4 separate regions of the Homo sapiens genome follow, and all the other regions are linked to region 2. A link is a loop called in an ENCODE intact Hi-C map of the cell type or tissue named here. Cell type or tissue: OCI-LY7. All regions are shown on one strand.

Region 1 (5,000 bases), 94 kb before region 2:
GCGAGACTCCGTCTCAAAAAAAAAAAAAAGAGGCATGGTGGCATCTACCTGAAGTCTGAAGTCTCAGCTACTCGAGAGGCTGAGACAGAGAATTGCTTGAGCCCAGGAGTTCAAGGCTGCAGTGAGCTATGATCACGTGACTGCATTCCAGCCTGGGCAACGGAACAAAACCCTGCCTCAAAAAAAAAAAAATTAAAAAGGATAAAAACTGGTACACCTGTATAGGGCATCTCCATTACGTTAAGGCACCACCATGGTATACGTGCTCCATTGTTGACCAAAACATAATTATGCCACACACCACTGCATTTAAATCTCAGCTCCAAAAGTGGGCTAGAGCCTACAACTGTGTTCTCAAACAAAAGACGCCCCAGGTTATGAAGTCAGAAAACTCCCATCACTTCCCCGGCTGGAACATGACAAAGGAAATAAGCCCCAGGTAAAGCACTCCCCAGGTGGAAGATAGGCGGGACAGCAAAGAAACAAATCCAAAGTTGAGATGCAATGCCTGTCTTGTTGAAGGCATCAGGCATCAGGCTTCCCTGATTGCTACTCATGACAAATTCTACACCCAGTGGGATTATCACAGTTATACCATTTCATGTCCAGGATTGCAGAAGTATCTTTTCTTTGGACCTCGACCAGAGGGTGAATAGAGTTGTTGTCATTGAAACTGTACAGGAAGAGACGGCCTAAACGGACCTGAGGCTCCTTAACTTCCATTCCACCCTACAAAAAATGCAGAGGTAGTCTCTGATTATCCCAAGACACGAAGGAACCCAAAGGATGGGAAAAGGGATCCAAGGAACTCAAAGGTTTGCCATGACTAAAGGAGTGGAATTCTGCCTGGAAGGAGAACCTCTGGTTTTCTGAGCTGGAGAAACGTCTATTAATGAGTAGGTGAACACTCCTGGACCCAGTAGAGAAGGCTCCTTCTAAACCGGCCAACAGGGACCAGCTATGGCTAGGGTAACCACAGAACCCAGTTTGCCTGGGACAGTCCTGACTTACGCCTGTTGTTCCAGTGCCCAATTTGGATCCTAATATGTACCCACCAGAAGTTAAGATATAATTCCCACTTTCTCTTTACTGTACATTCCACCCATTCCCTTGGGCCACACCTGTATATAGAAGACGTTCTGCTCTCAAGATTTTAAAGTTGGCCGGGGGCGGTGGCTCGTGCCTGTGGTGCCAGCTACTCAGGGGGTTGAGGCGGGAGGATGCCCTGAGCCCTGGAGTCCGAGGCTGCACTCCAGCCTGGGTGACAGTGCAAGACCTTGTCTCAGAAAAAAGTAATTTCTTTTTTTTGAGATGTAGTCTTGCTGTATCGCCCAGGCTGGAATGCAGTGGTGCGATCTCGGCTCACTGCAAGCTCTGCCTCCCGGGTTCACGCCATTCTCCTGCCTCAGCCTCCCGAGTGGCTGGGACTACAGGCGCCGCCACCACGCCCGGCTAATTGTTTTGTATTTTTTTAGTAGAGACGGGGTTTCACCATGTTAGCCAGGATGGTCTCGATCTCCTGACCTCGTGATCCGTCCGCCTCGGCCTCCCAAAGTGCTGGGATTACAGGCGTGAGCCACTGCGCCCGGCCGAGAACAATTTTTTTAAAAAGATTCTAAACTGTTTCCAGCCTACCTCCTGGCCAAAGGGCCAATATCCCCTCTTCATCTCCTGGGCGATTCGGTGCGCCTTTCGGCCTCAACCTCGTGGCCGGCCCCGCCCTCCCCTCCCGAAGCCGCGGCGCGCGCACCTTGTTCTGGGGGCCGGCAGGCCGGTCCTCCGGCCGCCGCAGCTGGTAGGTCCCGCACGCCAGCAGGTGCCTGCAGCCTTGCAGCGGGCACCACTCCACCGAGTCCGCGGTCAGCTCGGTGTCCACCGTTTGCAGGGCGAAACAGCCCATCATCCAGCCCTCGGGGAAGGGCGCGGAGCCGGCAGTAGAGGCGGGTCGGCGGGGCCGGGCTGGGTACTGCGCGGGGCGGCGAGGCCGGGGCCGGCCGGACGAGCGCAGAGCCCCAGGGACACCGTCAGCGCGGGCCGCCTCTCTCGCGACTCCTTCCGGGGTGCCGGGGCGGGACATCCGGCAGGGCCTTGGCCTCCGTGGACGCCCCTGGGAAGCCAGGCTCCCACGCCCCCTGTCGGCCGGCTGACCGCGGCGGGCTTCAGGCGTCAGACGCGCTGCTCCCTGCGGGGCCGTAGAGACCGAAGGCTTCGGGAAATCCGCTCCTCCACAAAGCAGGTTTGGAGACGGCAAGTTAGTGACAGAGCCGTAGGTTTGAAGCCGCCTCTGCAAAATTTCTATCACTGAGAAAAACCCCAACAGCGAGCTGCGGTAGCGCACCCCGTGGCGCCCTCCCGGTTACTCCTGGCCATCGGGCCGCGCTGACTTAACATTTAGGCTGCAGTTTCCATGACAGGCCTTGCCCCGGAATCAACGCCTTCGTAAAGCTGATGAGGAGCCCGCGCCCCACTAAGCCCAGCACCCCGAGGCCGCAGGCGCGCTCTGCCTGCCTCCTGTGAACCCGCCATGGCGGAGCTGCCCCTCAGAGACCGCCTTCCAGGGTCTTTGCTTGTCTGACACCCGTGGCTGCATCAGGACCCCCCAGAAGCGGCTCAGCAGGTGGACGGCTCCGACCCCTATGATTATCAGCACCAGTCGCCTGGCCGCCGCCCCCCTCCCCCAAAACTGCCTTTGAAAAAACCCCTAACCTAGGAGCTTTGGACAAGATGATCTGAGGACGAACTCCATCTCACATGTGGCCTGGCCGGCCCGTGTCTATTAATTTTTTTGTTTTTTTTTTTTGAGACGGAGTCTTGCTCTGTCACCCAGGCTGGAGTGCAGTGGCGCGATCTCAGTTCACTGCAAGCTCCGCCTCCCGGGTTTAAGCCATTCTCCTGCCTCAGCCTCCCCAGTAGCTGGGACTACAGGCGCGCATCACCACGCCCAGCTAATTTTTTGTATTTTTAGTAGAGACGGGGTTTCACCGTGTTAGCCAGGATGGTCTCGATCTTCTGACCTCGTGATCCACCCGCCTCGGCCTCCCAAAGTGCTGGGGTTACAGGTGTGAGCCACTGCGCCCGGCCCTAAACTTTTTTTCTTTATTGCAATCCACGGTCTGAATGTGTGCAGCGGGCAGGAAGAACCCCTTGGGCCGTTACAGGTTGAACTGTGCCCCCCAAAAAACAATGGACTGAAGACCCCAGCACCTCAGAGAGCATCCTTAACAAACAGGGGCTCTCAGAAGCAGCAGGCGTGGGCCCTGACCCAGAGGAGCAGGAGTCCGCAGAAGAGAAAGCTGATGCAGAAGACTTGCAGGGCCATTGCTGTGCAGAGCACAGGGAGGCAGGCAAGGCACCTGGCAGGGAGGAGGCGTCCGCACCTGAGGGCCCTTGCCTGCGCCTTCATCTGAGACTCCGGCCTCCAGAGCCTAGACTGTGAATTCCCGCTGCTTCAGGCTGCACAGCTCGCGCTGCTTTGTTGCGGCAGCTCCAGGAAGCTAAGGCGGACTTGACTGAAATATACGGGTGCCTGGGTATTCAGCCTCAGGGCTTCAAGCAGGGCTGTGGCTAAAGACATGGCAGAGAGCCAACAGCTCAGACCACCACAGAGACAGAGGCGCAGAAAAGGCTGGCCAGGAAGGCAGCAGGGCATTCCAAAAGGGCCTCAACCACACACCTCTGCGGGGGAGGGAGAGTGACCAGGTGCGCATCCCAACACACCACACTCCAAACAAGCTTTAGAAGCAGCCCCACATTGCAGCCATCTGGATGTCCTCACAGGACGTCTTAGATACCTGGCTACGAAGACCAAGAAGTCGGGGCCACGGAACGGGAAAGATGACCAGAGGATTGGGTATCAGGTGAGAGGGAAGCAGTGGTGGGGCCCGTCCCACCCTCACGGTGCCACCTGCTGGGGTGAGGCCTGGAGGAGCTGCCACATGCAAACCTAGAACCTGCACCGCCCCCTTCCCCAGCGTGGTGTCTCACAGGTGGGAGGCCCTGGGCGCTTCTTTCAGTGCACTTTTCTGATGAATGACTGCCAAACAAAGCAGCCCTGCTGGTCAGGGGCAACATGGCCACACCCCTGGATGCAGGTAAAGGGGACCCCTGCACTCCGTGCTCATCCTCAGACTCTATCTGAAAGCAGGCTGCCTGAGGGCACTCGGGGCTCCAGGCCTGAAGACTGCCCCAAACCCCAACCTGCTGACCCGCCATCTCTAGGGACACATATGTCCCCCTCCCTGGCAGCTTTCACCTACTCAGCAAAAAATGTCCCCAACCTTTGCAGCAGCTAAGGGGGCTTCTCAGGGCCTGATGTGGGCACATGCAGTTCTCTAAGCTCCAGGAAATCCTGCGGAGTTTGTTGATATCACCCATTTTCAGCAGTCCTGTTCTTCAGGAGCCCCCAGGGTACTGCCAGAAAAGGTACTGGAAGTTTTGCTTACAGACAAAAGCCAGCCCAGCCAGGGGCAGCAATGAGAACACACAGGGTGTCCTGGAACATGGCAGTGGAGCTTCAAGAAGGGAAAGTGTAGCAGCAACCTGTGGGACCAACACAGGGTCGGACCGGACCAGACCAGACAGGTCAGAGTCGGACTGGCCAGGCTTCCAGCTCCCAAGAAGCAAGGCCTCTGGCTGGGCGCACCTGGAGACAGGCAGGATCCCAGCCACACAGCCTGGCATGTTTCCCTGGGGCAGCTCTATGGGTACAAGATGCTGACCAGCCCCAGACACCTGGGGCTCCCCAAGGAGAGGGAGGGCTATCCTGGAAACCACAGCCCTGCAGACGGACGGAGAAGTGAGACCCTCACCTCACCCTGGCTGGCCAGCCCCCTCCACCATCTGCAGCAGGCCTGCTGAACATGCCCTGTGGATTCTTCTGGGCAGAAGCTCACTGCTGAGCTCCCAGCCACTTCATGCATAAATCAGGCAAGAACTAACCAATGTCAGGGGCGAGAGCATCCTACTCCCCATAAAACAGCGGGCAGCTGACTTAGCAACCC
Region 2 (5,000 bases):
GGCTCCAGTTCCTACGGGCCTGTCTGCGCGTCTTCCTCGTGTAGCCTCCCTGGGGTCTAGCGGGGCTTAGCGCTCTCCTGGGGGCTGTGTCCAGGGGAAGGAGAAGCCAGAGCTGCCTTTCCATTCTCTGTCCGCTCGCCTTTGCCGCCGTCTTCCTTCTGGGAGGGCTTTCTCGGAGTGCAGGCTACCTTTTCTCTTTCTTGCTGCCCTACCTCCTGTGGCCACACCCTCTGGCCTGTGGGTCTTGGCTTGGCTTTGTCATCGTCCACTGTTGTGTGACTCTTGTTCCAGGGTAAGCCGCTGTGCACGTGGTTGAATGTAACAGAGGGCTGTCCCGGGCCGTGAGCTGTGTCAGAACTCTGAACCCTTCCAGGGCCACCGTGTGCTTGACTTACAGATTAGTGAGGGTGTCTTGCCTATAGTTAACTGTTTTCCCGTATAATTATTCTGTTAACCCTTTTATAGCTAATAAGTGAGCGGAAATTCTTAATTTTTTTTCATTCAGTGTAAGAAAAAAGCAGAAGGAAATATACAAAAAGTTAACTTGGTTATTTCTGAATTGTGGGATTGCCAGTGATTTTGTATGTTTTGGAATATAATAAAGTTTTTTTACAGAGAGCATGTATTAGCTTTACAGTAAGAAAAAATTAATGGAAACCCTCATTTATATGTAACAATTCATATGATTAACGCTTATCACTTAAGAAAACATATAGTAAAAACCTGAAGGGAAGATGACCCTGAAGTTAGATAATGCCCTGTCAAAACAAAGCGACCCAAAGACCCGAAGAGTTGGATCCTTTTCTTTCTTTTTTTTTTTTTTTTTTTTTCGAGACAGAGTTTCGCTCTGTCTTCCAGGCTGGGGTGCAGTTGTGTGACCTTGGCTCATTGCAACCTCTGCCTCTCGGGCTCAAGCTATTCTCCCACCACAGCCTCTCAGGTAGCTTGGACTACAGGCGTGTGCCACCATGCCCAGCTAATTTTTTGGGTATGTTTTGTAGAGATGGGGTTTTGCCGTGTTGCCCAGGCTGAGCTTGAATCCCTGAGCTCAAGCTTTCCACCAGCCTTGGCCTTCCAAAGTGCTGGGATCACAGGCATCAGCCACTGTGCCTGGGCCTGAATCCTATACTTGGAATCCTGATGAAATAAGGACCCCAACCCTGCAGTGCTGTGGTCCAGGCCTTGCCCCGACATGTGGCTGTGGAGAGGCCGTGGCCCCTTAGTCCTTGTGTTCGTGCTGCGCCCCTTCTCCCTGCACTCAGTGAAGCTCCCCCAGCACTTCCTGTCCAGCAGACATGACAGTGCAGAGACCCCAGGATTCTTCCAGGGCTCCGGCTACATACAGATGTGAAGCATTATTTACCTTTCGCTCTCATTCTGTGCTGAGTGTCAGGCACGAGATGTGTGATAGTGCCATAGAGGGCGTGCAGCAGGCGGTGTGAGCATCTGGCTCTGCTGACTGGAAAAGATAGGTGCACAAATGTAAAACCGTATCACTTTTGTTTCTTTTTTTAAAAGAATACTTCATTTTCATAAAGTGTTTTATGTTAACGCGTAGTAGGTTTATTGTTATTTGTACAGGAGGTTTTGACAAATGGTAAAACTAACTTGATGCCATTTTCATAAAGTATTTTATGTTAACATGTAGTAGGTTTATTGTTATTTGTACAGGAGGTTTTGACATAGTAACACTAACTCGGTGGCATTTTCATAAAGTAAATTTTATGTTAGCACGTAGTAGGTTTATTTTATTTGTACAGGAGGTTTTGACATGGTAACACTAACTTGGTGCCATTCTGGCAACTCGTGGACAAAATCCCTTTGGGGTACTCAGTGTGTTTAGAGTGTGACGTGGTCTTGAGAATGAAAAGTTTGGGAATTGTTGTTTTACCGTAAACCAAAGCGCCTGGCGCAGTACTGCAGTGAACTAACCAACCAACCAACCAGTTTCTGCCTCTCGTAGAGCTGACATTCTGATTGGGGATAAGTTTCACATTTTTGTGTCATATCCTTCAAAATAGTCAACTCCTTAGGTTTAATGTCTTTTTATCAACATGGAGATTTTGAATGAAATTCAGCCATGAGTGTGTGTTTGTTTTCCCATGCTATCTCAATCGTATTACAGAGCAGTGTTGTGGAAACATTTAAAAAACAATCTCTGACATGAGTAGGAATGTGGTCTTCTACCAGGAACTTTACCGATTGCAGAGAATTTATTAATATTACTACTATACCTTGTGGTTTTCTGCATGCAGGTTTAAGCCTGCATTTACACTTCTAACCACAAGGTGGTGCTTTTGTTCTAGGTCCGAAGGCTGACACCGGGCTGGATGGAGCTTGAGAACCAGTTTTATATGGGTTGCTTTTTTGCCAATTTAAGATGATTCTGCTTTGAAGTGCTTAGCAAAGAACCTTACCTTCCTTTTGCATCAGGGTTGTCTCATCTTAGAGTGACATCCTAGAGTGTGTAGGAACCTCCCAGCAGGTGTTTATTGAGCACCCCTTACTTGTGTGCTAGTCTGGGTGCCTGGTGGTGCTCAGAGCTGGCCTGGACCAAGTCCCCAGGGGTTTGTGGTCCCTCACCATTCTCGACTGCTGCTTTTATATTTGTTGTATTTCTGATAGGACCGTTGCTCACGTTGCTCTTCTGATCTGAAAAAAGAAATAGGCTTCTCATTTTTTCATGGTGTGTAAGTTCTGTACAGCCTTATTTTTATGTCTCATGTTGTTCTGAAGAGGAGATGGGTGTCCTGGGAGGCAGGGCAGCTGTGTCCAGCTGCAGTGTCCCTGGTGGCTGAGCTGAAGGCAGTGTGAAGCTCCGGCCTCGAGGATGTGCCAGGGAGTGTGTGGAGGTCATGTCTGTGTCCCTCCCTCAGACCCGCACTCCCAGCCTGTGCTTTACACCAGACAACTCCTGGCGAAACTGCGCTGCTGCCCTGCCTGGCACTGGCCCTGCCCTCAGGGAGGCTCTGGCCGGGGCTGCCAGTGTTCATCAGTGTCTTCAAAACTTGTTTCTCACATTAGAAAAATGTTAAGGCCCGTCATTTCATGGTGGTAATTGTGTGAGAGTATGTATGAATTGAAAAGATGGAAAATGACACAATTACTATGAATATAGTAAGATTAAAAAACAGCATCTGTATGTGTCAACATATTACTTAGCCTCCCGGAGCCAATACTAGCAGGACCTGAGAGTCTGTGGGTCCCTCCTAGGGCTGTACTGTTCTCTGGAGCCTGGGGGCTGAGGCCTTGATTGGGGGCAGGACAATCTGTTGTCTTGGAATAGAGCCCAGGAGGCCCAGACAAGGTGCTGACCAGCTAAAGCTGCTTTTTTCACACACTGTTTGAAATACGGTTAGTGGAGAGAGGCAGTGGGGCGATCCAGGGTGGGCAGGGAGACGTTCTAAAACACCAAGGCATTCCTCACAGGGTCTGGAGCGCAGTGAGCTTAGAAAACCAGCACCGTAACACATGCTGCCCTTTACGAGGCAGTGGTGGGGCGAGGGGGGCTGCACGTGTGACCCGCCTGCACCAGGGCCTCCTGAAGGCCAACCTCTCCATCGAGCCCTGTTCTGAGACCAAATTCCAGGTGCCGAAAGACATTAAACAGGATTGTGCTCTTCACTGGCATCTATCAAAGAGCACCAACATGATATAAATTAAAACCCACAGTAAAATCTCTCAGAATTCCGTCCCCTTTTCTGGCTCTCCCACACTCTGCAGGCTGACGGAGAATCTCACTGTTGGCCAGTGTCCCCAGATGCCCTGACTCTCGGCTCCAGCGCTCTTTCTTTGTGTTCTGTCTGGTCTAGAAGAGCAAGTCCAGGTAGCTGTGGCGCCGCCTGTGCCTTGCCTCCTGCAGTCTGCCTACGATTGCACGACTCACCTCTTGATGTGTGAGACCCGCATTTATATTTAATCATCATCTTAGAGTATATTCTTCCAGTAGTTGTAGAATACGTATTTTGTGCCCATGCTAGGTGCCCGGGTTGCAAAGGTGGATTGGGGCTCCTTTTGTAAGTGGGAGGCAGGCTTGTGTGGGTCACCACAGGGCAGCCCGTGATGAGCTGCAAGGGCCATCTGAGCCCCAAAAGCTCGCTGCATAGTTGGAGAGTCGCGGGAAGCAGGGGGAAGGGTGATGGTCTGGGCCCTACTGCTGCTGGAATTTTAAGTAGCTCAGTGTGACTGGCACATAGGATTTCTGACCTGAAAATCATTGGGCTAGGTTAGAAATCTGCAAACTTCTGTAAAGGACCAGGTATGTGGGGTGTGGGCCGCGTAAGGTCTCTGATGCATATTCTTTTTTATTTTTACAACTTAAAAAATTAAAAAAAAATTCATTCTTAGCTTGTGGGAAGTAAGAAAGCAGGCTGGGCTGGATTTGGCCCGGGGGCCGCACGCCTGGCCTAGATTGCTGTAGCTCCTTCTGTGCCTTGTCATGAAGTGTGAACTTGATTCCATGGGCAGTGGGAAGCCACTGAATTTTTAAAGAAGATGATGGTAAGGTCACAATTTTAGAAAGATAATTTTAACTGCAGAATAGATGCTAGACTGAAAAGGGGAGAGGCTGGAATTAGAAAAATGAGTTGCTAGATTATTCCTATTACCACTGACTTGAGAATAATGTGGCTTAAAATAAGGTAGCGGTGGAATTTGATGGAATATTTAGGAGGCATAGAATTTGGTGACCAATAGGGGGGTTGGTGTGAGGGAGCATGAGTAGTTCATTTTCTCTTTTACTTTTTAAATTTTATTTATTTATTTATTTTTGAGATAGAGTCTTGCTCTGTTGCCCAGGCTGGAGTGCAGTGGCGTGATCTCTGCTCACTGCAAGCTCCACCTCCCAGGTTCCCGCCATTCTCCTGCCTCAGCCTCCCGAGTAGCTGGGACTACAGGTGCCGGCCACCACGCCCGGCTAATTTTTTTTTTTTTTTTTTTTTGAGACAGAGTCTCGCTCTGTCACCAGGCTGGCTCACTGCAACCTCCACCTCCCGGGTTCA
Region 3 (5,000 bases), 72 kb after region 2:
TGTGAATTGATCGTGAGGGAAGGATGCCTGTCACTGTGCTGATGACCTGCGGGCAGTGGGCCTGTTGTGATGGGGTTTGCTGGTGATTTTGGTGATCAAGTTTTGTAAACTGTCTCTTACCTTTGAAAAACATTTGAATGGTGTTTCTTTTCCTTTCTTGTCCCCTTTTGACTTTTTTTTTTTTTTTTAGCTTGCTTGCCTTTTGTTTTAGCAGCTGCAGTATCTCGGAAGAAAAAACGAAGAATGGGAACCTATAGCCTGGTTCCTAAGAAAAAGACCAAAGTATTAAAACAGAGGACGGTGATTGAGATGTTTAAGAGCATAACTCATTCCACTGTGGGTTCCAAGGTAAGAGACGCATTTGAGTGAGTTGCCACGTGTGCGTGGAAATGCGTTTCTGTGTTCAGGGCCTCGTTATCAGTAATTTGGGTGACCTCAGTCCCCGGGAAGGTGCCAGTGCCATGAAGCTCCTCTGCCATAGGGGCAGAGTGTTCGTGTCCAAGATCATTGTGGGGGACTCCACCCCGTCCTCCCTGCCCTCCTCACCACAGCCCACCTGTCTGCCGGGCTCTTCTCCAGGTGGCAGGGGCACCTCTTCGTGTGTCCCCGCCTCCCCACAGGCCCTTGCACCTCCCAGTCACCCAAGACTCCTCAGTGAAAGCAAGTTTGTTCATGATGCGCACTGATCCTGCCTTGGGGTATACACCTGCCCGTGTTCTAGGGGGAGAAGGACCTGGGCGCCAGCAGCCTGCACGTGAATGGGGAGAGCCTGGAGATGGACTCGGATGAGGACGACTCAGAGGAGCTCGAGGAGGACGACGGCCATGGTGCAGAGCAGGCGGCCGCGTTCCCCACAGAGGACAGCAGGACTTCCAAGGAGAGCATGTCGGAGGCTGATCGCGCCCAGAAGGTATGTGTTGCTGTCTTGGGTGACAGCACAAGGAAAGAGCATCACAAAGTTGGCCGTGGTTCTGAAAATTAACAGTCTGGTCACTTCTAGACCCTGATAAAATCCCCTGTTTACAATTGGCTTAGATTTTTGTATTTTATTTTTCTTGATTTATTAGATTATTTTCATTCAAGAAGTATTTATGTTTCTGTACATCATTCATTGAAGTAAACCTCTTTTTTTTTTCTGTGTTTTCTTTCTTTCTTTTTTTTGAGACAGGGTCTTGTTTTCACCCACGCTGCAGTGCAGTGGCACGATCATAGCTCACTGCACTCAACCTCCTGGGCTCAATGATCCTCCCATCCCAGCCCCCCGAGCAGCTGGGACCACAGGCTCACGCCACCATGCCTGGCTAATTTTTAAATTTTTTTGTGGAGACGGGGACTCGCTTTGCTGCCCAGGCTGGTCTTGAGCTCCTTTGCTCAAGTGATCCTCCCGCCTCAGTCTCCCAGTGTTGGGAATACAGCCATGAGCCACGGCGCCCGCCCTCTTGAACTTGTTCTGGGCTCTAGATTGACAGGAATGATATTGCTGACAGCTTGAAGTGCTGATTGGCGGCTTGCTGTGTGCTCGTTTGTGGTTGGCTTTGCGTGGCCTGCCACCTTGCACTGTGGACACCACACATGGGCCAGGCGTGCTCTCTTCACAGACAGCCTCATCCTGTGTCCACCCAAGGACAAGCACCAGCACGGGCCAAGGCCCCAGCCTTGTCACAGCGGTGCTGTTGCCCCTGGCCAGGTATGGGCACCTGGGCCAGTGTCTCAGGGAAACTGAGGAAGTTCTTAGACATACAGTTTCGGAGTTACATTCATGCTTTTTCAGTTCTGAGGGGTCAGTTAGGAGTGACGCATTTCATAAGGACGAACAGTGGAAAGTTAAGAATCAAGTTGACATGCAAATCTGTGGTTTATTGTTCGAGTGTGTCCAACCATGTTTATTTAGACGCAATCTTGTATCTAAGAAGTTATTCCAAAACTAACAGTAGGAATAGCAGTCCAGGTGAGTTCATCCAAATAGTGACTTACTGGAAAATGCATAATTTTAGTGGTTAAGGTTTTTCCCCTTTCAGTCAGCTTTGTGTGCTATGGCGTATCCCTGAATGTATACAAAGCATTTTCTATCATTTGTCAGAGTTTTGGGGATGTGTTTTCTTCCTTTTGCTTCAATTTCAAAGTCTGTTGTACATTTTTAGCATGTTTTAGGGCAAATTTTTGAATGTTGCTCCCAGGTTGTAGCTTGATTATTTAAAAATTCGTTGGAAATATTACCATTAGATATTTAAAGAGGATTTAAAAATTTTTTATTTTAAGATAATTATTAGTTTTTTCTCCTCTTATATGAAGAAGCATGAGGAAGAAAACACAGCATCATCACCCCATTGTCCTGGTGGCTCTGGCACTCTGAAACAGTCACTACAGGAACTTCCTTAGACGTGCCCAGCACAGCCCAGCCCTCCCCGAAGGACAGGCAGCCCTGACTGCACCGTGGGGAAGCAGCTACCCCAGCAGCTGCCGCGGTCTCTGCACACACGTGTCTGTCGCTCCAGTGCACTGTCTGTTCAGCTGTGTTACGCTCTTTCTGTCAAGTTACAAGGGGTATTCAGTGTCACAGTTTTGCTGAGTATGCCGGAGGCTCATAAGTGCTGTCTGCATTTACAGTGTAGCACTTTGATGTCACCAGGCCACCTCTGACTGTATCCTTCCACCTGCAGAGACCTGAGGGGTGTGGTTTCCTCACCTTCCCCAGCAGGGCTGCCTTCTTGGAGTCCAGCAGCTCTTCATTGCTGAGTCATGCCTGGGGCTGAGCAGCCAGCCACCAGTGTTTGTTCCTCTGTAAGCCGCTTGCTAAATAGCCCCTGCTCATTTTTCTTCTGGATTTTGCATCTTTTGAATGTAGTCTGACGATCTTTTTTGTCAACGAAGAGTTGATCTGTTGGCTCCAGTATGAATGGAGGTTTTTTCCCCAGGTGGATTTTGGGTTTTTTGTTTTGTTTTTTATTTTTTGGGGACAGGGTCTCACTCTGTTGCCCAGGCTGGAGTGCAGTGGCGTGATCACGCTCAGTGCAACCTTGAACTCCTGGGCTGAAGCGATCCTCCTGCCTCAGCTTCCTGAGTAGCTGGGGCTACAGGCACGTGCCACCATGTCCAGCTGATGTTTTTTTATTTTTTGTAGAGACAGGATCCCACTGTGTTGCCCAGGCTGGTTGAACTCCTGGGCTTAAGTGAACCTTCCACCTCAGCTTCCAAAAGTGCTGGGATTACAGGCGTGAGCCACCACGCCCAGCCGATTTTGTCTTTTGACCTTGTCTGTAGTGTCAGAACTCCCAGGTACTAATCAATTTCTTTATGATTTCTGAGTTCTGTGTTCTAATTATGATAAAAACCTTTCTCACTGTTGATTTTGAATGAATTGATGTATGCTATCTTCTAATACTTCTTTTATTTCATTCTTGTATATAAATATTTGATTCATATAGAATTAAAATATCAGGTAGGGCTGCTCAGAATGGGGGAAGTTTATGACATATTAATTATATCTCAATAAAGCTTTTAAAAGAAAATGTGAGGTAAGGGTCCCAGGGCTTCCCTTAAAATGCTTAGGTTTCAGCTCCACTTACTGACTGACATTTCTTCCCTTCTCATTTACAACACCACGTTTATCATGTACCATATGGGATATTAATTTCAGTCTATTTCTCGATTCTCTCTTTCGATTGAGGTTCTCATCTTCTAGAGGAACTGGACACTGAATAACTCTAGGTATTTGTCATAAAGTAAAACATTAAATGACTGTCAAGGCACGAAAAGAATCAAGAAACAAAAGCAAAGCCAAGAAGAAAATGTGGTCAGTGTAAAACAGAACAAGATGGCAGGAACAGCCTTAACTAGATGGGCACTGACAATCAACAGTGATAGTTTCGTTACGTAAGTGGCTCCAGAGAATAGAGAAGGATAGGAAAAGTACGCTAGCCCATTCTGAGACTAAAATATAGGCTGAAGTCACCTAAATCCTAAATACAAAAGTCCTAAATACATTTTTTTTTTTTGGGACTGAGTCTGGCGCTGTCACCCAGGGTGGAGTGCAATGGTGCGATCTCGGCTCACTGCAACCTCTGCCTCCCAGGTTCAAGCAATTCTCCTGCCTCAGCCTCCCGAGTAGCTGGGATTATAGGCACCCACCACCACACCCAGCTAATTTTTGTATTTTTAGTAGAGACAACGTTTCACCATGTTGGCCAGGCTGGTCTTGAACTCCTGACCTCAAGTGATCGACCTGCCTCGGCCTCCCAAAGTGTTGGGATTACAGGCGTGAGCCACTGCGCCCGGCCTCCTAAATAAAATATGAATCAAATGCAATGACATATTAAAATAATGATTGTAAGGAAGTAGGGCTTACCCCAGGATGAGAGTGATTCATTACTAGAAATAGATTATTTAAAGACCAGGATTTACTAGGTTAACAGAATAAATGAGAAAAACTACACAACGTATATGTGTTTTTAAAAAAGGCATTTTATAAAGTTCAGTCCGCTTTCTGTTTTCTGAATTTGGGGGGATTACATTGTGATTGCATGTATGACAACGGTACAGTTGAGTAATGATGGAAGAATGACGTACCTGTGTGGCCACCACCCAGATCAAAGCCTTGAATTCTGGTGGCACTGCAGAAGCCCACTGACCTCCCATCCCCAAAAGTAACCCCTCTCCTGAGTGCTAACCGTGTAGGATGGTCGTGTTTGAAGTGCTAACTCTGTAGGATGGTCGTGTTTGAAGTGCTAACCCTGTAGGATGGTCATGTTTGATTTCGTTCTTTCTATAAATGGAATTACACAGAATGCATTCTTTCTTTTTTTTCTTTGAGTGTGGCTTATTTTACTCAACGTTGTGTTTCTGGGATTTATTTATATTATTAGTTAATTTTCATTGTTATGGAATAGTAGTTTTCAAAGTGGTCTGGGTGGGGGCATTCTGAGACCTGTTGGGAGAGTCTGCAGATCAAAACTGTTATCATACTAATGCTCAGATGTTGGGTGCCTTTTTCACTATCATTC
Region 4 (5,000 bases), 100 kb after region 2:
TATTTTTGATGTGTTGGGCCAAGTAATTCTCTGGGGGGAAGAAGGGGCTGCCCTGCTCGTTGTTTGGTGCTGAGCAGTATCCCGTTGGACACCAGATACCTCCCCTATAGCTGTGACAGCCATAATCTTTCACCTGTGCCCTAGGCCATAGGGTTCGCTTCCCTCCCAGCCAGCTACCTTGTTCAGCAAGACAGAAGGATCCATGTAGGCCTCACACCAAGGAGGCTTCTGGTCTCCACCTTCCCTGCCTCCTCTGAGCACCCAGGAGCGAACCAAAGAGAAGAGTGAGCAATGGGTCTGGTTCCCTGGGGCTGCAGCTTCCAGGCTGTGTCCTGCTGGGGGAGGCACTCACAGCTGCCTGGATTGCCTTTCCTTTCTTGAGTGAGTTTGTTTTGTTTGTTTTCCTTAGAGCTAATCATTGCCTCCCTATTCATTTTTTTGTTTTCTGTGTACTTGTTATAAACCCATTCCCAAACTGATAGAATTGCATGTTTGTATTCTCAGACACATCAAGTTGCTGGATCACATATCTTCACTTTACTCTTGTCTTGGTGGTGCATAACCTTTAGTTCTTAAGACACATTGCTCAGAAGATAACTATTTTGAGCCTTTGAATTCTGAAGTGTTCTCTCTCATGTCACGGACACTGTGGCCCTCCAGTTCTCCCCTCAGAGCTGCCTCCATCTTCCATGTCTTTTTTTTTTTTTTTTTTTTGAGATGGAGTCTTGCTCTGTCACACAGGCTGGAGTGCAGTGGCGTAATCTCTGCTCACTGCAGCCTCCTCCTCCTGAGTTCAAGTAGTTCTTGTGCCTCAGCCTCCCAAGTCACTGGGATTACAGGTGCTCGCCACCATGCCTGGCTAATGTTTTTGCATTTTAATAGAGACGGAGTTTCCCTATGTTGGCCAGGCTGGTCTCAAAGTCCTGACCTCAGGTGATCCTCCCACCTCGGGTTTACAGCCGTGAGCCATTGCGCCCTGCTATCTCCCATGTCTTTGAGCATAATCGTGCTAGTGTCTCCCACAAACACTTCTCTGTCTGCACGTCTCTGTGCTCCTCGGAGTCCTGGTCTTGGCTGGTTGGCTTCAGCTTCTTTCGTCTTAGCTCACCACAGGCGAGCACCTTGCTGGACGACATGGTCTTACCGAGGAGATGGGGGTGCTGGGGTCTTACCGAGGAGACCGGGGTGGCGGGGCGTTTTGGCTACAGCAGTGCTGTTCCCACCTTTGGACTTTGTCTGTTCATGCTTGCTCGGGCAGCGTCGGGCAGAGAGGGTGCCACTGGGAAGGAAGGGAGGGGCCCCATCGGCAGACCTGAGCAGCAGAACAGCTGGGATGAGTCACAGGGGACCCCAACTTGGAGGCTTTTGTATCTCGCTCAGGAGCGGGGCCCACAGTGGAGCCCAGATCTGGTTTAAACCAGATCCAAGGAAGAGGAAGGAAGGGAGGGCATTCCCACAGCTGAGGAAAGGCTAGCCCAGGACAGCTGCACACCCCACTGTGTCCTAATAAGCCACCATGCAGAGCCTGTGGGCCCTGCAGAGCCTGTGGGCACTGGGTATTAAATTGCGCTGAGAAAGTGCTACCTGTGTTCCGCTTGATAATGGTTCTAAGGTTATATGAAGTATGATTTGTTAGCAATGCATATGGAGTTATTTATGGCTAAAATGGCATCATTTTACCCCTAGGTACTTTGCTAAATATACCAGCACACCTCTCCAAGCACAAAAGGTTATAGGGGATGGCTTGAACGAGAAGAGAAAATACTGGTAATTTTTGAAATTAGGCATGGGCACATGGGGATACATTTTACGTTTGTCTCTATTTTTGAAAGTTTTCTTAATAGAATATTTAATAAAACAGACACTAAAAAAATAGGAAACCGTTTTGTAGCGGTGGGCTTGTGTGGAGAGTAGATAGTGAGCTCTGTGGCCACCTCTGCAGAGGGTGACCCCTCACCTGCGCCAGGTGGGGTGCCTAGCTGCATGGACCTCGTCTGAGGCTCCGCCTCGCCAGCTCTGTATTTACACCAGCTCAGCCCCTGCCACCGAAGCTGGCCCTGATTCTTTAGCCTTCCAGGGTTCTGCCGGTGCGGACCCACCTTCAGGCAAGCAGGTTTGGGTTATCTCTACTTTGTGAAGTCAGTACCTGTTTCAGCTGCTTTCTGTCCTGAAAGCACAGCACCTCCCTGTGGTGGGCTCCTTTCTTGTTCTGGTCCCTCCTTCAGGATCCGGTCAGCAGTCGGTGAATCTGTACTCTGCTGTGGTGAACCCAGGGTGCCCCTCCCACCCATGGTGACCTCAGTGGGGCCACCCCAGTGCATCTGTGTTTTTCCCACCTTGTTAAAGGATTCCTTGTTTTATCTCTTTTTTCCCAACCCTAACTGGATCCCATTGTCATTTATTTGATATATCCTTCCCAGAACATCTCCTTCCTTACATTCTCCTGCCGTTCTGCCTGGACCCCCTACCCCGCAGCTCCCTTCTGTGTTTCCTTCTTACACAGCACAGAGCCAGAATCATACAGCATTATCGTTTTTATGATTGTAAAAATAATGCATGCCGATTGTAAAATAATCCAGATACTACATACATGCATGAATAAGAAAGTAAAATCACTTCTTATTCCAAAACTGAGGGAATCATTCTTAGTACTTTTGTATGTTCTCCTAGACTTCTATGTGTATAACCACATTGAATTTTTGAAAATAACTTGTTTTTCCTTTAATGTAAACATTTTTCAAAGTCAGTAGGTACAAGTGCCCTGCAGCCGCTGGTCCTGAACCAGGGAGTCACTGCAGAAGCATTTGGTGGTGGTGGTGTGGAGGGGGCATTTTTTCAGGATGTACATGCCCTGGTTCTACGCCTTTCAGGTCTTGTTCCATAGGTTTGGGGTGGGGCCCAGACTGTCTTTTAAAAAAGTTGCCTGGGTGATTCTAATGCAGCCTCATTTGGGCATCGAGAAGTCTCTTGCTGGCTTCAGGGTAGATCATTTATGCCACCTGGGCGTGCCCTGCAGCCACTCTTCTGCAGGTAGACAGGTTGGTTGTTCCTACTTTTCTGTTATTGCAAAAGCTGGGTCCTTCTAGATACATGTTTGTGCACTTAATTATATCTTCAAGTGGAGTCTTAAGAATATGTATTTGTAATTGATTCATGTCTCCAAGTTGCTTGCTGTGAAGTTTGGACAGAACTCACAGTGATGGTGTGTCATCTCTGCAGACCCCACAGATACCAGCTTTGCAGTGTGCCAGACCGAATACGAAGAATGTCAGAGGCTTATGTTGAATTTCTTTGTGTAATTTCCTTTGGGGGGCATTTGTAGTTCTTCTTTAGTGAAATGCCACTCAATTATTTGCTTATTTTTGGGGGGGCTACTTCTTGTTTTCTTATTGGCTATCAGAGAACTTTCCGTAGCAAACCTGTAAGGCTTTGTCTGGTGTGCTGCAGAGTGCCTGGCATCCTGGGTGCCCTCATTGCTTCCACCTCCACAGGCGCCTTCAAGTCCTGGTCCTCTCAGAATCCTCCAGTGACCATGTTCCCCAGTCAGGCCCCAGACTCTGTGTCCTGCTCCTTGCCTTGTGTGCAGGTTCCTCTGGCTGCCCCAGAATCCTTGGGGCTCCCACAGATTCATTGTACCGCTGCCCACTGCTGGCCTGTGATGGCCTGGACTGTCCTGCCAGGTATACGTTCATGTTTCCTGGATACCCAGCCCAGAACCCCTCTCACCCCAGAACCTTCCTTGACTTCTGCCAGAGTTGAGCAGCCGGCCCTCTGGTAGGCGCATGTGAGTGGATGTGGGCACATGTGGCCCACTGGATCTGGTGGATGTGGTCGCGTCTGGCCCCCTGGATCTGGTGGGTGTGGGCACGCCTGGCTCCCTGGATCTGGTGAGTGTGGTCGCGTCTGACCCCCTGGATCTGGTGGGTGTGGGCACGCCTGGCCCCCTGGATCTGGTGGGTGTGGGCACGCCTGCCCCCTGGATCTGGTGGGTATGGTCGCGCCTGGCCCCCTGGATCTGGTGGATGTGGTCGCGTCTGGCCCCCTGGATCTGGTGGGTGTGGGCACGCCTGCCCCCTGGATCTGGTGGGTATGGTCGCGCCTGGCCCCCTGGATCTGGTGGATGTGGTCGCGTCTGGCCCCCTGGATCTGGTGGATGTGGTCGCGCCTGGCCCCCTGGATCTGGTGGGTGTGGGCACGCCTGCCCCCTGGATCTGGTGGGTATGGTCGCGCCTGGCCCCCTGGATCTGGTGGATGTGGTCGCGTCTGGCCCCCTGGATCTGGTGGGTGTGGGCACGCCTGGCCCCCTGGATCTGGTGGGTGTGGTCGCGCCTGGCCCACTGGACCTGCTCATGTGCCGCTGCCTCCTGCAGTTTGTGCAGATGATGGGCGTTTCCTTCTCTGGGCTCCCTGTTTGTCCCCCGTGCTGAGGCGTGTAGCAGGTGCTCGATAAGTGCTTGCAAAGCCAAGCTGGCCTTGCAGGGCTCGGCTCAGTCAGCCCACACCTGCTGAGCAGCTCTTGTGTGCCTGCACTGCCCAGCGCCTGGTGGGAGGGAATGCCGGCCTCTCGTGACTCTGACATTGACCACCAGTCTTGTCTGATTGCAGTTGGGCCGGTGCACAAACAGCGTGGTCAAGTATGAGCTGATGCGCCCCTCCAACAAGGCCCCGCTCCTCGTGCTGTGTGAAGACCACCGGGGCCGCATGGTGAAGCACCAGTGCTGTCCTGGCTGTGGCTACTTCTGCACAGCGGTAAGAGCCCAGTCCGGCAGCCTCTGAGTCCTCCGCAGGCTTTGCTGTCTGCTCACTGGTGCTGGTTCCTGTCCTGTGTCCACCTGCTGTCGGGTGGTCCAGCAGCTGGCCCAGGTCTGGTGTCCGTCTGGAGGTCTCCAGTGTTCACAAGCCCCTCACCACCCCTGTCGAGCCCCAGTGCCTTAGACACCTTCACCCCCAACCCCCATTTCCCTCCTACCGCCTGGAAACCGCTTTTGGAGATGACTAGG

The links. A loop is a pair of places that touch in the nucleus more often than their neighbours do. Peaks named below come from ENCODE experiments on the same cell type or tissue, not always from the same donor. Only the 100,000 strongest peaks of a DNase experiment are listed, where the experiment ranks them.
Region 1: a loop joins it to region 2, with 2.4 times the contacts of the local background. A loop is called at or near these places in 3 of 110 quality-filtered maps.
Region 3: it touches region 2 in a loop (4-fold over the local background); 11 of 110 quality-filtered maps call a loop at or near these places.
Region 4: it touches region 2 in a loop (2.6-fold over the local background); 28 of 110 quality-filtered maps call a loop at or near these places.

Annotation. Positions count from the first base shown.
Region 1 is chr9:137,576,875-137,581,874 of GRCh38, forward strand. It overlaps DPH7 (diphthamide biosynthesis 7), which reads right to left and starts at 2,051. Exons shown (of 9, transcript NM_138778.5): 1 at 1,751-2,051; 2 at 596-729. The coding sequence starts at 1,903. RefSeq lists a silencer at 1,737-2,146 and enhancers at 2,331-3,302, 2,397-2,456. In OCI-LY7, CTCF peaks have their summits at 2,146 (motif pointing left) and 2,354; DNase peaks (open chromatin) are centred at 1,757 and 2,087; H3K4me3 peaks cover 2,471 bases; H3K27ac peaks cover 2,081 bases.
Region 2 is chr9:137,670,712-137,675,711 of GRCh38, forward strand. The region is part of intron 1 of EHMT1 (euchromatic histone lysine methyltransferase 1); the gene reads left to right. Among named protein-coding and RNA genes, the nearest start is that of EHMT1, 54 kb to the left of the region's middle. RefSeq lists enhancers at 2,726-2,835, 3,960-4,476. In OCI-LY7, CTCF peaks have their summits at 2,281 (motif pointing right), 2,488, 3,843 and 4,051; DNase peaks (open chromatin) are centred at 290, 1,370 and 2,390; H3K4me3 peaks cover 4,099 bases; H3K27ac peaks cover 4,747 bases.
Region 3 is chr9:137,743,181-137,748,180 of GRCh38, forward strand. EHMT1 (euchromatic histone lysine methyltransferase 1) reads left to right here. Exons shown (of 27, transcript NM_024757.5): 5 at 191-348; 6 at 722-910. Among named protein-coding and RNA genes, the nearest start is that of MIR602, 93 kb to the right of the region's middle. RefSeq lists enhancers at 2,278-2,327, 2,478-2,527, 2,718-2,937. In OCI-LY7, no CTCF peak of the experiment used is centred here; a DNase peak (open chromatin) is centred at 2,491; H3K4me3 peaks cover 860 bases; H3K27ac peaks cover 2,342 bases.
Region 4 is chr9:137,770,504-137,775,503 of GRCh38, forward strand. EHMT1 (euchromatic histone lysine methyltransferase 1) reads left to right here. Exons shown (of 27, transcript NM_024757.5): 11 at 4,606-4,749. Among named protein-coding and RNA genes, the nearest start is that of MIR602, 65 kb to the right of the region's middle. In OCI-LY7, a CTCF peak has its summit at 2,210; a DNase peak (open chromatin) is centred at 2,188.